Linked DNA regions of Mus musculus: region 1 is linked to region 2. The links are chromatin loops, found by intact Hi-C in ENCODE. Cell type or tissue: left cerebral cortex. All regions are shown on one strand. Each heading gives the region's core, and the rest is flanking DNA. Links, peaks and the distances in the headings are about the cores only.

What was found. Peaks named below come from ENCODE experiments on the same cell type or tissue, not always from the same donor. Only the 100,000 strongest peaks of a DNase experiment are listed, where the experiment ranks them.
Region 1: a loop joins it to region 2, with 4 times the contacts of the local background. A loop is called at or near these places in 7 of 42 quality-filtered maps.

Annotation. Positions count from the first base shown.
Region 1 is chr1:19,234,247-19,242,760 of GRCm38, reverse strand. Tfap2b (transcription factor AP-2 beta) reads right to left here. Exons shown (of 7, transcript NM_009334.3): 7 at 3,916-8,514. The coding sequence ends at 8,414. Among named protein-coding and RNA genes, the nearest start is that of Tfap2b, 30 kb to the right of the region's middle. In left cerebral cortex, for the core only: no CTCF peak of the experiment used is centred there; no DNase peak of the experiment used is centred there.
Region 2 is chr1:19,102,197-19,110,710 of GRCm38, reverse strand. Tfap2d (transcription factor AP-2, delta) reads right to left here and starts at 7,689. Exons shown (of 8, transcript NM_153154.3): 1 at 7,417-7,689; 2 at 5,850-6,347; 3 at 2,401-2,461. The coding sequence starts at 7,455. Gm15825 (predicted gene 15825) reads left to right here and starts at 5,871. Exons shown (of 4, transcript NR_151619.1): 1 at 5,871-6,041. In left cerebral cortex, for the core only: no CTCF peak of the experiment used is centred there; a DNase peak (open chromatin) is centred at 3,415.

The DNA.
Region 1 (8,514 bases), core at 4,019-6,518, 130 kb before region 2:
ATGGCTTGGGTCCCCTCACTCCCACACCAGGTCCTCAGATGTTATAATTCCACCTGCAAGGAAAAAGCAATTTACAAGTGTTATTTTTTTCTTTTTTAAGTATGTCCTGTGTATTTCATTTCTTTAGACATTCGATTACAGGTTACATTCTGCCCTCCTAAATAGCCATCAGCCCTTTTGTGCTCTGAGGTGCTAATTGGAGATTGGGATGTCAGATTCCAGGGCTCTGAATCTCCAGCTTAGCAGGACTTGATCACACAAGCCAGTCTCTGTAGTGGACCAGTTTGGGGGAGTTTCCATACTAAAAGTATGATTCTCTCTACAGTCCCAGAAAACATCCTGTCACCAACCCTCTGTAGCCCACTGCTCACATGCTAGTTTGTTTTCACTCAGATCACTTGGGACATTTGTCTGCTCAAGTGGAAAAATTCTAACATCCCACCGTTGCCACCACCACATATTCTACTTATATGCCATGACTATTTCCTCCTCCTTCTTAATCAAACAGCTGCTGAGCACGACTCGACTAATGACATCTGACAACCACATCCTTGAAGTGTTTGCTAATATCCGAAAGCAGGCACGCCTGGGACGTTAATTGGTGGGTCTGGGCAGGTCACGCTTTGGTAAGGCCATCAGCCATTATGTGGCTTTTCTAAAATTTACAGAGTGTTTTTATGCAGAGGCCTCTCTGGGCAGCAGGTGTGACTGTTCCCTCCCACGACCTCCTCACTCCTCTTCCTTGAGTCAGCTCCAGTATGCCCTTCGGAGAAGAAACAGGAACCGATAGGCTCAGAACAAGTAGGTGGTGATCACTTGGGACCAGAGTCAAATGCGTTAAAGTTCTGTGACAAAACTGCTTCCTCAATACCTGCATAAGAAGCTCTGGGAGGGGGAGTGTAGAAAAAGAAAGGAAAGAAGAAAGGAAAGGAAAGGAAAGGAAAGGAAAGGAAAGGAAAGGAAAGGAAAGGAAAGGAAAGGAAAGGAAAGGAAAGGAAAGGAAAGGAAAGGAAAGGAAAGGAAAGGAAAGGAAAAAGGAAAGGAATCCTGTAGGGGTGCTGCCCACGCCGCAGCAATTTGCAACGCTAGAACCTATTGATTCCCAAGTAGCACAGGAGAAAGCCTGGCAGAGGCACCACTCAGCCAACCAGGCTCTAGCTAATGGGGATCCGCCCTAGAACTCTGCGGCGTCTGTGCGCGTGTGAGTGCAAAGACAGGCGGGCGGGCGCGCCTGCGACTCCGAATCAAACAACCAGGAGAGTGCTCACAGATGTGGGCTGAGGGAGTCCAGTGCGCTGGCTCCTGCAGCCGCTTCTGAGGAGGCCTTACTTCTTTGGTACCCAGTCTCTAAATTTTGCAGTTCTGGTTGGGGTAGCACGTAGGCAGCCGGGGGCGGGGAGGGGGGGGGGGGGTGGCGGGAAAGCTGCACCAACCAGTGGCCTTGGGGACAGCCATGGAGAGACCCAAACTAGAAAAGTGGATGGCGAAAGACATTTGACGGATCTCATCTTGAACAAGCCCTTAAGGTTATTTATGAGGCCCGATTTTAAAGTAGTGGCTGCCAGGGATGTTAAAAAGGCGCTCACCCCAAGCTATGAGACGAAATACAGTTGCAAGAATGCTGTTTATGACGATATAAATCAACATGAGGCTTGTGACGGGGAGTATGGAGAGAGGGTTTCGGATAGAAACTAAGAAACAAAGTCAGAGTAAAAATGAATCTCACCCTCTTGATTCTGCCTTATCCTCTTCCTGGTCTGCATCAAACTCCTTGAAGGCTCAGGGAGAAGGGAGAGGAGAGAGCGCACACGCCATCCTGGGTGGGGTCCGCTAGAGTCTTCCCCGAGTTTACAGGAGGACCATTAAAGGGCCAGGAAATACATGTAAATAAACAACTTGCAAGATTTATGGGAAAGACTTCAATTTTATAGGACCGTATTTATAGAGCTCCACTGGCTCCGTTATAAATAGATTAATGGGAAGTTAAAATTAATGGACTTGTGTGCTGCACGTTTAATATTTGAGTCTTCAAAAAGGCAGACAACCATGGTCTGAACCCAAAAGGAAGCCAGGGTGTCTGGAAGCTGTAACGGGCCTTCTTGCAAAGGAGAAGACCCACAGGGCCATCAACAGCCGTATCCCCAGGGATGAACACGGGACCAGTTGTTTTCAAATAAGGAAAAGAAAAAGCATTTTAAATTTCTAAACCGTTAAACTTCTTCCTTAATGAAGATCTTAAGCCAGTGATCAGTTAGGGGAGGGAAGGTAAGTTTTGTGGATGCCGTAGAGAGCTCCAGGCTCAGAGAGAGGGCAAGGATTCCACCTCCAGTACCACTTAAGATTCCCTTGCAGGCAAGGTTAAAGACCTGTGAGCTCTGCTTGAAGTCTTCCCTAATGTCCTCTATGGCCTTGTACTGTAGTGATGGTTGCAGCTTCCAAACATTCCTCCCATCCCCCACCCTCCATTTCTTTCCCCACAGTTATAGCCTTTCTAGAGCTGGAGTTTTGCTTACACAGGTCATTGACTTCTTACCAAAAGCTGGTGGGAGAGTCATGCTGGTACAGAGTTTGCCTGCAGGATAATAAATTACTTGTCTCTTTATCCAAGGCTTGTGTTCCCTTGCTGGAGGAACCTTGTCATAGAGTATAAAAATTACCCACAACACAACTCTCTATCTGCCCAGTGATAACCAGCCCCACACTCTGTCAAGCAAATGAAAGGGTACGCCAATGTTAACACAACTGAGTAAGAGACTAAAGCACTTCCGTAAGTTTCCTTTTAAGCTATATAGATCACATACCCTCATAAAGGCACTTCCTTTGGGTATCTGTTTTATTTTGCTTTGTTTGGGTCCTTTCTTTTTTCCCAGTCCCTTCTCCTTTTATTTTTTGAGTCCATTGTTTACAGTTCTACCCATAAAAAACTGTGTTCCCTTTAAATTCATAAATAATACTAGAACTAGAAAATCTCTAATAAAACTCATTGCTCTAGCTCTTCTGTTTTTTCTATTGGAAAATCTAAATGGACAAGGTTTCTTTGAAAAATGGAAATTTTATGAGAAACATACTATCAATCACTCTAGTACCAACTGTATGTTACACACTCTGGTGTAATCTGAGCTCAGGATGTACCATTTCTGTATTATGTACTGATTGCTATTTCTGCTTTTTATGATTATGTTAGGCAATGATAGTGTAGGAAAAGACAGATCAAGCCTGTGATGCCCCAAGAGAGGCAGTGGCTCATACAAACTGTAGAATATCTTAAATGACTTTGCTTTCCTAGTCTCCAGGAAGATATTCCCACCTTGGGACAAAATACAGATTAAGACATTCAGTCACTGGAGCGTATGGGGCTAAACCAGAGTCCATTAACCCAAGTGAGAAAAGCTGGCTGCCTCAGAACCCAAGATAAGAAACAGCATCTTTTTTGGGGGGGTGGGGGGTGAGACAGGGTTTCTCTGTATAGCCCTGGCTGTCCTGGAACTCACTCTGTAGACCAGGCTGGCCTCGAACTCCAGAAATCCGCCTGCCTCTGCCTCCCCAGTGCTGGAATTAAAGGCATGTGCCACCATACCAGGCTGAAACAGCATCTTAAGCTATAAACAACTCTATCCTCTTCTTGGCCTAGGGAGTTTTTTCATCATTTATTTTCAGAGACCCTTACTGATGAAGAGAGCAAGAGATTCCATCCTAAAATGGATCACTTAACCCTTCCCACCCCCCAAGAACCAATGTCTCCAGGGGCAAGAGCCAACACCCAGTTTTGCAATATGTACCAACACCACTTGGGAACACCTAGCCCATTGGCCACCCACTTGTAGCATCTTTGACTTGTATTCAGGATCTCTTAGTCACCCAGGAAGTAAATATAACACTCCTTTTTACTTTTAAGGGTAAAACAAACAATAAGTTGCAGTTAACATGAACTTTTATTACAAATATGATTGGGACTAGTATCCATTTGAAGTTTTAAGAGTTTTTTAAAAAGCACCTCCTACTGGAAATAAAAGTGTTCATTTTTCTGATATGCAAAATTTATTATATTTCTGTTGTAACAAAAACACTGTATGTACGTCTGTGGCGGGGGTGCAAAAGGAAGAAATCTTTTTTGCTATATCTTTGTTTCTGTCTGTAGAATGGAACAATCTTTATGTTTAAGGAACTGAAGAGGAGAACACAACAAAAACACAACAATCTTTTTTATTTATGTAAATCAGATTAACACTGGACAATAAACCAATTTCTACCCAATACCATAACAGCTTGTCTATAAAGAACAGAAGAATTCAAATAGGATTCTAGCTAGGGTCAAGCGGTTCTTTTTTTCTTTTAAACCACCCATTCACAGAGGTATAGAGTCACAGATAAATAATCCCAAACTACTTGCTCATCATATTTACACATTCCCATTAAATTAAGCATAAATAAATATATACAAACTTAACACAGATACCCTCCAGAGTGCCCTCGAGAAGAGGCAGTTGTTACCTCTTGACTGGGTGGTCAAAACAAATGGTACTGAATTAAAGGCCAACTCAAAAGGAGAAACGGTTTTGGCATTAAAGAAGAAATGGTGTTCACCCCGTTGTTTTTGTTGTTTTTTTGTGTTTTTTGGGTTTTTGTTTTGTTTTGTTTTAAGAAAACAATCCAATACTTCTGGTTTTTTTTTCTTTTACCAATAATTTAATGTATATCAGCAAAGGAGGGAAGCTCTTGTTTCTCTGAGCACTTGAGGCAGAGTCTGATGGTTTGAGGTCATCAGTTCCTTCCCACAGAATGTATTACAAGTACAGGATATCAGGTATGGCGATGAATTTTCTATCAATACTCTAAATAGGGAGGGGTCTTGTAACCATGAACGAAGTGTGTAGAAAAGTTGGAAGGTTGGGGTTTCCCATTCGACCAGTTTTCAAAGGTTATGAAATAATTGCTTAAGAGAAAGTTCCTGGCCAAGGCCAACAAAGGTCGGATCTTCAAAAGCCCGTTGAGCTCTTTATATGGGGGTGGAGAAAGCTATGGAAGAAGGAGTAGGTTTTGGGCAGGTAAGTGGGGAAGTGAGGAAGTGGGGGGGGGCAAGATAAGTTGGTGAAAAGAAGAAAAGAAAGTTACTTCGTAGTTGGGATGAAAATTAAAGGTCTCTGGAGAGGGAATCCTCACCTAGGAACAAACTCCATGAGACTCAGAATAAAAGTAGGAGGATGCTTGATTCAAAAAGAAGGGGCTCCAAGGACCTTGGGGGAACTCCAGCAGTCACCGGCCTACGCTTCAGTCTTTAGCTATTTGGTTTTGGACCCCCGGCATTTGGTAGGGCTTGGGGGTGGTGGGAGCGGGCCTAGATAAGATAAGCCATCTACAGAGTGCAGGGGAGAGTATAGGACTGTAACTCACCTGTTTGGTTTGAAAACAAAACTCAAAGGGCCTGGCCTTAAACGTTTTTCCTTGACTTAAAAGGCAAACTCTTGCGTTAATCCTACTGTTTATTGATTTATAAATCCAAGGAAACCAAATCTTTTAATAACTCAATTATCAGATAAATGTAGCCGGCTTGGCTAAGGAAAGCATGGGGGCGAAAGGTCCGACGTGAAGAGAGAGAAAAAGAACAGAAACAGAAGACAACCCCGGAGATGGGGGAGGGAAGCCTCAAGCCAGGTCTATCTAGCTGCCCCTTCGCTGATGCTCACAGGAACATCAGGGCATCTAAGGGAGCCTACCTACCCAAGAATGACAGTTCTTATTTCATGTCCACACTTCAGGCAATTAAAAAAAATGTCCACACTTCCTGGCAATAAAGAACACATGGAAGTTTCAAATTCCATGGACTTTTCCAAGCTACAAGGTCTCTGAGAGTAGAGCCCCTAGTGACCGCTTGCGGCAAAATGGCTTTACAGAGCTCTGGCATCCCTCCCCCGCAGCAGCCAGTGGGGCGCCGCCCCTTTACCTACTCGGGAACCGGCCCTTCGCGGCTGCCTTAGCCCTTAGGGTGAGGCCGAGAGCAAGAAGGGCCTGTACGGCTCGCGCCCTCAGCAGCTGCTGATTCTATGTCCTCAACACCACTGGGCTTCAGTGGCCCACATGTTCCCAGGACCTGCACAGTAAGAGCAAGGCGCATCCATCGCGTCTCTCGATGTCACACGCGTGGGGCGCGTTGCCCTGCAAGGAAAGGAGACGATGTTTTTCAATGTGTTTTCTGCTGGCTTCGTGCAATCAGAATTCAACTAATGCAAGCGTCCAGGTTCTTGGACAAATGGGGTGGGCTTCTAAACTGAGGAAAGATGAGAATCTATAGTTCACACATGTATTTTTTCCTGCCCTTTCTACTCCTTTCAGCCTCGTCTAGGGCTGTGTCCTGGAAACCTATGGGGCTCAGAAGCAGCTAGAGATAGGAGCAGAGATGTTGCCTGACCTCAATTTTTGTTTACAACCTTCATCCTTTGAGCGATTCCCTCAGAGGGTCCCTAAAACTTCAACCCCTTCCCTTGCTTCAAAGTGGATTGAAAAAGATAGGAATACTGAGAGTCCAGACTACTGGGGGAAGGGACTGTGTAAATCACAGAAAACATCTGAACATATATCCTAATGGATTTTATAAAGTTCCCGTCTAGGTAGGTGAAAAAAAATAAGTGTACCCAAACTAAATGTGTGCACCAATCAAATACTCTACTCCTTGAACTTGCTAAAGGTGCCGGTTTTACTTCGTGGTAATATTAAGATGGGGTACAGTAAAAAGTTGGACTAAGAGAAGAGAGATACATTAAATTCATGGAACTTCATCCATTAGGAATATTCCCAATAAATCAAGACAGGAATTCAAAGTTGAAATACAATCTCGTTCCCTTTGCCTTGTGTTTCTGGTGTGTGTGTGTGTGTGTGTGTGTGTGTGTGTGTGTGTGTGTGTACCATTTTATGCCAAAATACCTGTGTGTCTGAGAAGGAAAACTGTTTCATTCATAAAGCAGAGTCATGGTAGTTTATAGACTGTCTTCCCCAATCACTCAGCAAAACTACTTCTTTCCCCCATTAAAACATCCAGTCCCCAAAGAGCCCAAGGAAATGGAATCCATTTTTCCAGTAAAGACAATACCATTACAATATAGGTCCCAAAGCCAAGATACCTTACTCGACTCCCTTAAAATGCATTCTGCAGTGTCCCGCCCCTGCTGGAATTCCTGCGTTGAGGTGTGTTAGCAAGAAATCCAAAGCCGCTCCCCCCAACACTGGCCACTTCCTAAATGATTCTCTTTGAGCTTCTTTAAAGAAGTAAAACCTGCCGAATCTGACAGGCAGGCTTTAACTTTAAAAAGGATCAGGTTGTTGCTGTTGTTTCTCAGTACCTTATAGATTGTGTAGGAAGCCCAAATCTTCCTTGAAGAAGCTCATAAACCATGCGGGTAAAGCTTGGGGAAACAGAAGAGAGTCAGTGGTACATACCCCTCCGAAGGAATTACATACTAATCAAAGTTTTCATGTTTTGGTTTTTGTTTTTTCCTTTCTTTTCCTTTCTTTTTAAACTATACCGCTAGATGACACAAGTATAACAAATGTAATATTCTCTGTGAACAGGTGCTGTCACGTCTGGGAGACTAGTAACATTTTCTAAAAGGAACCAAGATGAATCAACTTATCGGTTTCCTCTCTGCCGCGGGAGCCTGGGCTCTCAAGCCTGGATCAAAAGCTAGAGCCTCCGCCTGTCCCCCACCCCCACCCTTGGCCTCCCTAATTAAACACACCGGGGCGGGGTGAGGGTGAGGGTGGGGGTGGAGGGGAGGTAGGGGAGTTGGGCTCAGGGGAGTTAGGAACGCAAGGCGCGGTCTGGACACCAAAGGGGCTAACACCAGAGAGCTAATCACACTCGTGATCACCCAGCAGATTTCCGGGATCGCTGTGAGGAAGGGAGAAAGGGAAGCAGCGGTGAGGAGAATGAGGAGAAATGGAGGGCGCGAAGTGCGAGAGTTTCCTTAAAAAAAAAAAAAATTAAATTAAAGATTTAAAAGTTCGTGCGTCTCAGTCAACCAGCTCTCAAAAGCATTGACACCAACGTTTCTCCAATTTTCTTCCAATAAGTTAGCGTGTTCTCATGTTTAGTCTCACGTTTTATTTTCCAAAAGGGGGATTCATAGTTTTCCTTTTTTATCTGTATTACTAAATTCGAAAGAACCGAAGTGGAAAATCCGGACGGTTGTCTCCACGTGTATCTTGAAATAGACACCGAGAGCCGGTTTGTTGCTCCGTTGTATGCCTCAGTTTATTTTTTTTTAACGTTATTTAGCTTTCTTTTTAAATTTTGATTGTATGTGTATTCTACCTAATATAATTCCTCCAAAGCCAATCCAATATGTTAAAGCTAAATTTATTTTTTTTCTGTTTTCCTTTTGTATTTAAAACATTTTCCTTCTCTTTAATTTTTTTTTTTTCATTTCCTGTGTTTCTCCTCCTTGTCGCCAGTTTTACTACCTGGGCCTTCCCCAGACGTGTGCCTGTTAGTGGTGTTGTTCAAGAACATCTTGTCCATGC
Region 2 (8,514 bases), core at 2,357-4,856:
TAGATTGGAAAAGGAACGGGTATTGTCACCATAGGAGGGGATGGGAAGGGAATAGCTTAACACTTACATGTTCTATTTCTGATGAACCTGAGAGAAGCTGAGTTATTGATTTAAGAGTTCGCTGTGTGCAACCATGCCAATAAAGAGAAGGTGTTTTCTGGGTCTTTTGACATGAGGGGACTTGCAGCACTGATATAATATAAAAGTCCTTGTTATCCATTTGGATATTGTGCACGTTGATAGCTACAGAGTCAGGAAACACTCTCCCTGCCCCCTATCTCTCTAGAGTCCAGATTGCTCCCATCCTTCCTGTAAGACATGCGAAAATGGACAAACGTACTCTGATGCTTGGATCTGAGTTACTCAGAGGTGGGGGGCTACAGATCTTGATGGTGCTTAACTCCAAATTTCCAGGTCCTTTCCCTTGGGAATTGCACTTTTCCCCTAAACAATCAACGCTTGGTTTAAAATACCAGGCTAAGAAAAGGATTTTTAAATGTGAAACAAATATGTACTGAATTGCACAAGAACAAGAAAACATCACCCGAGGAACTCCACTTCCGTACTTCTGATGCGTTATGAAAAGCGCACTTGCATCTTTTAGACACCTCGAAGCTTAGCTCCTTTTGGATGGCCAGATGAAAGGCCGTCCCCGGAAACTTTATTGACTCCAGAGCACCTACAGTTCCAGCGTCCAACCTGGAATTCATCCTTTTAGCTGTCTACAATCGTTTGGATGTGGTAGTCAAGCGTTGAGAGAGGCATTTTAGCAAGTACGAAATAGAATATACTAAGTGCGCCGGAAAGCTCTCTCTGCTAGCAGCCGGTTTCGCTCCCTAATTAGTGGCGCTGTCCTTCAGCACCACTGTGCCTGTGCGCCCTGAGCGCTTGGCCACACCTTTACTGTTTTTCCTTCCCAACAAACCCCAATCAGCAAGACTTACCGAGAGCCCCCCTCCCCCCCACCTTTTCACGGTGTATGCTTTATTTGTCCAAAACTTATTAGTGGTTAAATTTAACATTTATAAACTTGTCTCTGTTTTATATAATTTCAATATGGCTGAATTCAGGCCTGACTGGAAAGCTTAATAGTATCTCTTTTAAATATCTATAAGAAGTGATATCTATATGCTAAAAACTAGCTTTGAAGCCTCAAAAGTGTGAAACAACAGATTCGAGTAATTCTTTTAAACTCAAAATACAGTGCAGGCACACACTTTTGGAGCAGCCAAGTTCCAACAGATAAACTTCCTTTCTTTTCTCTCTTAATGTTTATAGTGGATCCTGGGTCATGAAATCTGTGTTTTCACACAAAATATTCCACTGTTTTCAAAGAGTGAATTTCTCAACCCCCCACCCCCAAAAGCAAATCATTCATCTAGCTTTGAAATAATGGAGATGGTCTAAGGGAGCTATTTGGTACCATCAGAAGTTTAGCAGTTTGGTTACTAGAGACAACTGTGGCCCTGAAGCAGGAATTAGTTTTGGTGAATAGGCTGTCTTATTAATTCGTATGAAGTTGGGATAACAGCTGGTCCCTCTTGCCTCATGCGCTCCTCGGGTTACTGGGCATGCTAGAAAAATAAACTTCAGAGGCTCTGGGTACAGTTAAGCAGCAAAGCCAGTAAAAATCTGTACTGCCTTGAGGCCCTGTGAATGTCATAGTTCAAAACCTTTTGTCAAAATGGAACATCTGAGATACAGCTCCCTTCAGTGCCTCAGCTGAATGCAACAGCTCTCTTCTCTCCCCTCACCCCCCTTTCCAATGCTATGGGTAACTCTCTGGATTCAGATGTTTTCCTCAACAGATGGGAACAAGAAAGCTTTATCCAGTACACTTAACATTAACACTACCTCCTCCTCCCACCCTCCCTTGAAGAAAGAAATGTTCTGGACGTTTCAAAAATAATAATAAGGCAGTTACAATATTGGTGACTCATTAGCCTCCTGGAAAGCGTCAATGATACAGCCTTTCACAGAATCCCTTAAGGCCCATAGCTGACACCATCACCCCAAACACTCAGGCTGTGGCTGGCACATTAGGTCTAAAAGAAACCAGAAATCCTGCTCCAGGATGTGGTATGGGTGAAGGAAAAGAAGTGTGAAAACTTTTTTTTTTTAAATCCCAGTAATTTTCTCCCTAACTTTGATGCTGTCCCATGCTCTGAGGAGTATTGGAGAGTCCCCAGCAAAGGTGGGGCTCACCTAGCACTTAAGTGTCAATGGAAGAAAGGAGGCTTTTTAATGTAGATACGCCTGTATGGACCTAGAATAACTGACTAACATAATTCCTTTCTTAATAATCAGACAAAGAATCTGATGCTTCCAAGTCTCCCCAGATCTTCAAAACAAAGAAACAGTCTAGAAACTAATATTTGAGACCAAGATATTCCTACTCACCTCTTCTGATCACCCCCCCTTGGCCGTTGAGAACAATCCCACACTGGGCTTCCACGGAACCCTTTAGAAAAGAAGAAAGAAAGAGAAGCATTCAAATATCATAGGCATGACCATGTGGGTGAAGCATTTTAGACTAGCCTATCCCTGACCCCTTCTCAGGAGACCATTCAAAGCACCATAGAGCTGGAGCACGCTTAACAGCAAACAGAGTTTTAGTATATATATCCCCAAACCCTACAATCTAAAAGTTCTATTCATCTTAAGGTATGCATTTCACATCCCTCCCCAATATTACACTTTAGAAAGCTTAAGAGCTTTTCATTTGGGAGTAAGAGAATGAGAAGCACTTTGAGTCTCAGCGAGTGCATATACACAGGCGCATATTTACCACTTCCTGGGTGAAGAAAATTATAGCTTAAGTGTCAAGTCTGGGATTGGAAGCTAAGAGGAAGAATTTCACATGGAGGGATCAGAATATCTTAGAAGGATTCCATTTACCCCCAAAGCAGGAGCATCACATAATCCTATCCAAAATGGGCCTGGTAGAGGAAACACCTTCAGGTTCACTCCCTACCGATCCCTAGGTTCCCAAGGTTCTGTGTGATCATTTGAGCTGGAAAACTGGGAAGGGTTTACTAATTTTTTATTAAGAAAAATAAAATTTTCTCCCTGTGTCTGTCTCGTCCCCCCATCAGAATCAAAATGTGTTAAAAGCTCATTTTCCTTTACAAACAAACGAGGTATTGGACATGAAAGAGGCCTTGAAGGGTGTTAACCTATCCAACAGCCCGTGAAGAGTTAAGTAAATGCGGAGAGAGTCGGTGCATAATAAAAACCCACTTTACAAAACAACCTTTACAGCCCTGGCTCCCTTTTACCTCCCCATTTTCACCATATTGAGGCAAGCCTGTAAGACCCCCCTTTTCAACCTACTCACCAGTTCTTTCTTATTTTAAATGTTCTGCCTTAAAGTGATTATCAAATCAATATGAAAAAAAAAAAACTTGGAGCCTGAGCATAAATTAGAGCGGTGATGGGAAAAGGTGTGACAGTTTCCTTTGTTGGCCATAGCAAATCTTTTTAGGAGACTCAAAGATGGAACCGAAGCCACAGGACCGTTTGCATCTGTTAGGCAGACTTAGACCGCCCTCCAAACCATTGGACTTTCACTTAAAATTCTGTGCAGGGAAAAGTATATTTACATTTGTTGCATTTGAAATGAGGCATATGCTGATGAATGTTTTAAAAAGGAAGAAATGAAAGGGGAGAGACAGGTTTTCCCCACACACTCCCTCCTCTCTTTGCTTCTTGTTTTAAATATAGCGGTGGTTCTTTCTGTCTCATTCTGCCAAGTACATCCAGAGGACTAGAATAACTTTATCGATTTATAAGCTTGTCCTAGTATTCATACATATTATAATTCATGCACTGACATACACCTACAGAAGTCATTATGACCACACGTGCAGACATCATATGCCACACTGTTTCAGCTAGTATTTTAAAGTGATTTTTTTCCTCAGTATGAGTAATATTACTCTGAAAAGAGTAGTAAAAATAAAAGAAATAATAAATATATAAGAGATGGGCTGAAATAAAGATTTGTAAAAGAGATTTCAAGTGTAAAAGGTAAAGAAAACTGAGCTTTCCAAGGAAGCGGACTAATTCCCCTCTCTCTCTGGCGCACTGTTAGGATGCTGATTTTCTTAGAAGAAACAAACCTTGGTCTCATCACTTAACAAACCTTCCCCCCTCATAAGTAAAACATGTTGTTTGGTCAGATGACATTGCATAAATGACCAGTTGAATGGCACTAAGTCGAAAATTGGATAAACTACGGTGTCCTTTTACACAGGATTCTGCCTTTGTCTGGTGCTTGCAAATGTTCTAATCCTCTCTTTTGAAAAATACCCAGCTTTGTGCCTGGCACAGAAAAAAAAAATTTGTACAGATACAAAAAAATCAGCAACAGACGTGGCTATTAAAAGGAGTAAATAGGTTTTAGTGGAGCTAAGCATTGAATGGCAGATTTTTCCCCCTCCTGAGACATAAGGGGATCCTGTGGAAAATGTTAAAAAAAAAAAGTCCTAAGCGTATAAAATTATTTTGTGAATATAAGTGTATAAGGTCAACGTTTTAGGAGTAAAATATTTTTTCTTGTGCATGAATCTTGTAATTCTGGCTCTTTGTTGTAAGTGTAAGGGCTCCCACTTTAATTTAAAATTAATCTCTTGCTCAGGGGTAGAGGAGGGGGCAAGATATTCTGTGCGCAACAAGGGATCTCTTCTGTCTCCAAGTTGTGCTCCTGGAATATCTTCCCAGTCGTCAGGAGAAAGTGGAGGTGGCAGATTTTGTGCAGACAGAAAAAGGAAGGACTTGCCACGGGCAGAGGTGTACTTTCCACTATAAGAAAGTTCCAGTTTGACTCTTCTGGGTTCTTAGTCTAGATCTCAGGGCTTATTGATCTGAAATGTGTCTAAGACAATGGAACCACTTAATTAAAAACTCTGTTGTTGGCACCGAATGTGGAAGCGGTGTGAAGTAGGAGATTTGATGAAGTGGTGGCCTCTAAGGTGTCTGAATTTGTTTCTGCCCCCTCTCCTTCCTCTTCTTCCTTTCTTCTCAGCCTGCTGTCTTTCCTTTCCTCCTTTCCGCTTTCTCTCTCTTTGTCTTACTTCCTTTGTTTACTCATTTTTGACAGTACAATGAGTTGCATCTTACATAAGACCCGAAGGGAAAGAATAAAGAGTGCTGCCGGGCTCCTGTATGCTCAGGCACAGAGAAGCACGGCCGTACCTTGGCAAGTGCATTGTGCAGATTATGTTATTAGGGCTGTTTTGAGGCTGTCATTTGGGGTTACTTGCTTGGCACAGCAATCTGATATGCTTGTGAAACTTTGGTTCAAGCTTATGATTCCAACAATTTCCTGAAAACAAACAACCTCTCTCCTCCCGGAGAGAGACTTTCATCAGGAGACTCCCCTAAAGGTTCTGTCTAGGCCAACGCTGGAGACCCTGCAAATTATGGAAACTGAAAATACAATTGAGTGGACCTCAGCTTTTAGGAATCTTATTCTGAGACCTCTAGATTCAAAGCCAGCTCCATTGATCTCACACACCTATCCTCTCAGTGTCAGAAACGTAGATTCACAAAAGACTTCTGGTGACTGGCTCCAGAAAGGGACCTCAGCTATTGATCCAATGAGAGGAACCCAGTGGGCAGAGTCCTCCTGTAATCTCATGACTTTTTCTAATTCGTGTGCGAGTGTGAGTGAGTGTGTGTGTGTGTGTGTGTGTGTGTGTGTGTGTGTGTGTGTGTGTGAGAGAGAGAGAGAGAGAGAGAGAGAGAGAGAGAGAGAGAGAGAGAGACTTAAAGCTAGAGTATTAACGGAGAGCGGGAGGGGGAGGGCAGGGGGAGGGCGCAGACAAACCCGCTGCACGCTTATTTACCTGCAAGTCGTCGGCTCCCGCGGCGGCCAGCCCCAGGCTGGGCCCTGGCAGGAGTCTTTGATCTGGGTGCATTCCATACTGAGAGCCATGGCTCATGAGGGACAGGTCGTGGCGGCGGTAGGCATCGAGGCAACCCAGCTCCCGCCTCTGCTCGTCCAGGCAGGAGGACTTGAGAGCCCGCGCATTGTGCAGGTTAATAAAGTCGGTGGGCTCCCCGTGGTGAATCTGCTGGTAGTACTGTTGTGAGTGGTGGAGCGAGTTCAGAGAGTAGGCGTCGGGAGTGACCGCCGGGTGGCTGTGCTGGAACTCGTAATGGAAGGACTGGTGGTGGAGCGGGGTGTACTGGTGGTTAGTGGAGAAGTAGGGGGACGCAAACTCGGTGCCGGTGGTAGAGTAAGTTAAAGGAGAGGAGGAGGAATAGGCAACCGTGGAATTGGCTACGGACTCCAGACAGCCAAGCTGCATCAAACGGTAGCTGTTTGATCCGTCGTGACGTATCTGGAAGGAAGAGGGGGAAAGGGGAGAGCAGAAAAACTTGAGGTTTGTCATTTTGCAACCAAGGCGCCACTCTCCCAGAGTCGGGAGCTTTCCCTGTCTCTCCCTAGGAGGAGAGAGCGCGCTGGGCTTCCGGAGAGCAGCCGGACTCAGTGAGTGCCTTCACCAAGCAGACTTCGCTAACAGTTGAACTGGGGGTGGGCGGCCTCGTCTTCACAGTGGAGAGAGCGGGGTGGGGTGGGGGGAATCCCCCACCCTATATAGGTGCGGGCGACATTACACATGCACACACAGTCAGACAGACAGACGGACAGACACACACACACACTCAAATACACTCACACCCTTCAATTCTCAACTTGTGCCTGGAGCTAGGCGTTGGGAGTCAGGTTTGCAGGTGACTGGGGGCTTAGGGGAGCAAGAGAGTCCACATGCAGAAAACGCTAGGATGCACATCGCTACTCCAGCCAGACCCTAGCACCGAAATGCCTCCTGGCCATGCGGAGGTGTTCAGCCTGAGCTGCTAAAAAAAAAATAAATAAATAAAAGGATCACCGTCCACAAATATAAAGGTATATATACATGTACATTAAAAATCCCAGTCCGTGCAAATTGTTCAACTTGCTCGCCCCCATAGCCACTTGTGTGCCATTTCTTGAATAAACCCCTTCTGAAAGGGATGCGCTGCGTTCTTCCCCCCCACCCCCCAACCCCCACGTCCACCTACTGTCCCTCATCAGTCCCCTTTCTTTGCTTTTCGGAGAATCCTTTCTGTGTCTCTAGCTTTCTCCTCGTCCCCACTTATTGTTAGGATTATGCTTCTCCCTCATTACTGCAAATGGTGCTTAACTTGGAGGAGAGTTGCCCTCCCTGCGACAGATGTCATAACGAACTTTCTCCCGTTCCCTTCCGTAACTTCTCCCGAAAGCCAGATTATAATTAAACGTAACGGTCCAATATAGATTAGAGGCAGGGGAAGCTGCCACCACCACCGCCACCACCACCGCCGCCGCCACACACTCACACACTCACGCGCGCGCGCTCACACACACACACAAAAAAGTAATAATACCTCCGCATCGTGGACTAGTCCGGGAAAGGTAGTTGACATGATGGGTTTCTCCAAAAGCTTACGATGCAATTTCCCCCTCCAAAAAAAGAATCAGGAAAAAAAAATCCAAAACTTCTTGTATTTTCCAATTTTTTTTAAAGGAAGAAAAAAAATGTTCCGTAGATAGAGATCTAAACTGTAATGGTTTTGCCCGGATCAGATAGCTCCTTGCCTCGTACCCACTTAAAAAACCTGTAGGAACAAAATTTTCCCTCTGCACAAAAGCAGCTCCCTGGAACAGATTTTGTACTTGCTGAGAATTTCTTTGGCTGATGTCGTAGGTCCCTTGGTAATATAGAAGTTTTGAAAATTAAGCATCAGCAGTGAGAACGGGGAGGACAATAGGCAGAAGAGATTTATCCCATGAGACAAGGAATAAATATTGTATCTTCGCCTAATAAGGAACTGGGGGTTCTTTCAACATTTTTTATCCATTTTCCACAACCTTTATCATGCTTTTCTATACCGACTGAGGTGAGGACGCATCTCTGCAGAGAGCATTTACACATTTTTATTGCGAAGATAGAAATCTATCCCCAATACATGCAGCTTACAGACAGAAACATATATTAATTAAACCTTTCTTTTACATGACTGGGCATTTGTTCCTATTGGTTCCACTCCCTGGATGTTGAAAGCTGATCTTTTTTTCCAACAGGCATTGCAATCAGTCTTGCCCAGTTGGGATGTCTGCCTTCTTCCAAGTGAAAACAATACCCCTTTTCTCATATTTACATTGAATTTCTGTTCTTCGTCCTTGAAAGGCAACACCAGGTGGTGGCTAACATTTTTTTAAGCAGTTTTTAAGATAGATAATCATGATGGACAGTCCTAAGTTTCTGTTACAAAGAAGTAGGACAACTGGAAAAATGTATGAGAATAAAGATGTGTGAGGATATTGCACACTTAAGTAAATGTCTTTCACTCCCCAACCCAGCCTGTTTTCCCCCCTTTACTATTTTTCTTTTCCCTTTTCTTTTAAACAGTGTGATTTTTGTTTGTTTGTTTGTTTGGTTTTTTTATTTGTTCTCCTCTCTGTGTCCCTCTCTGTATCTGTCT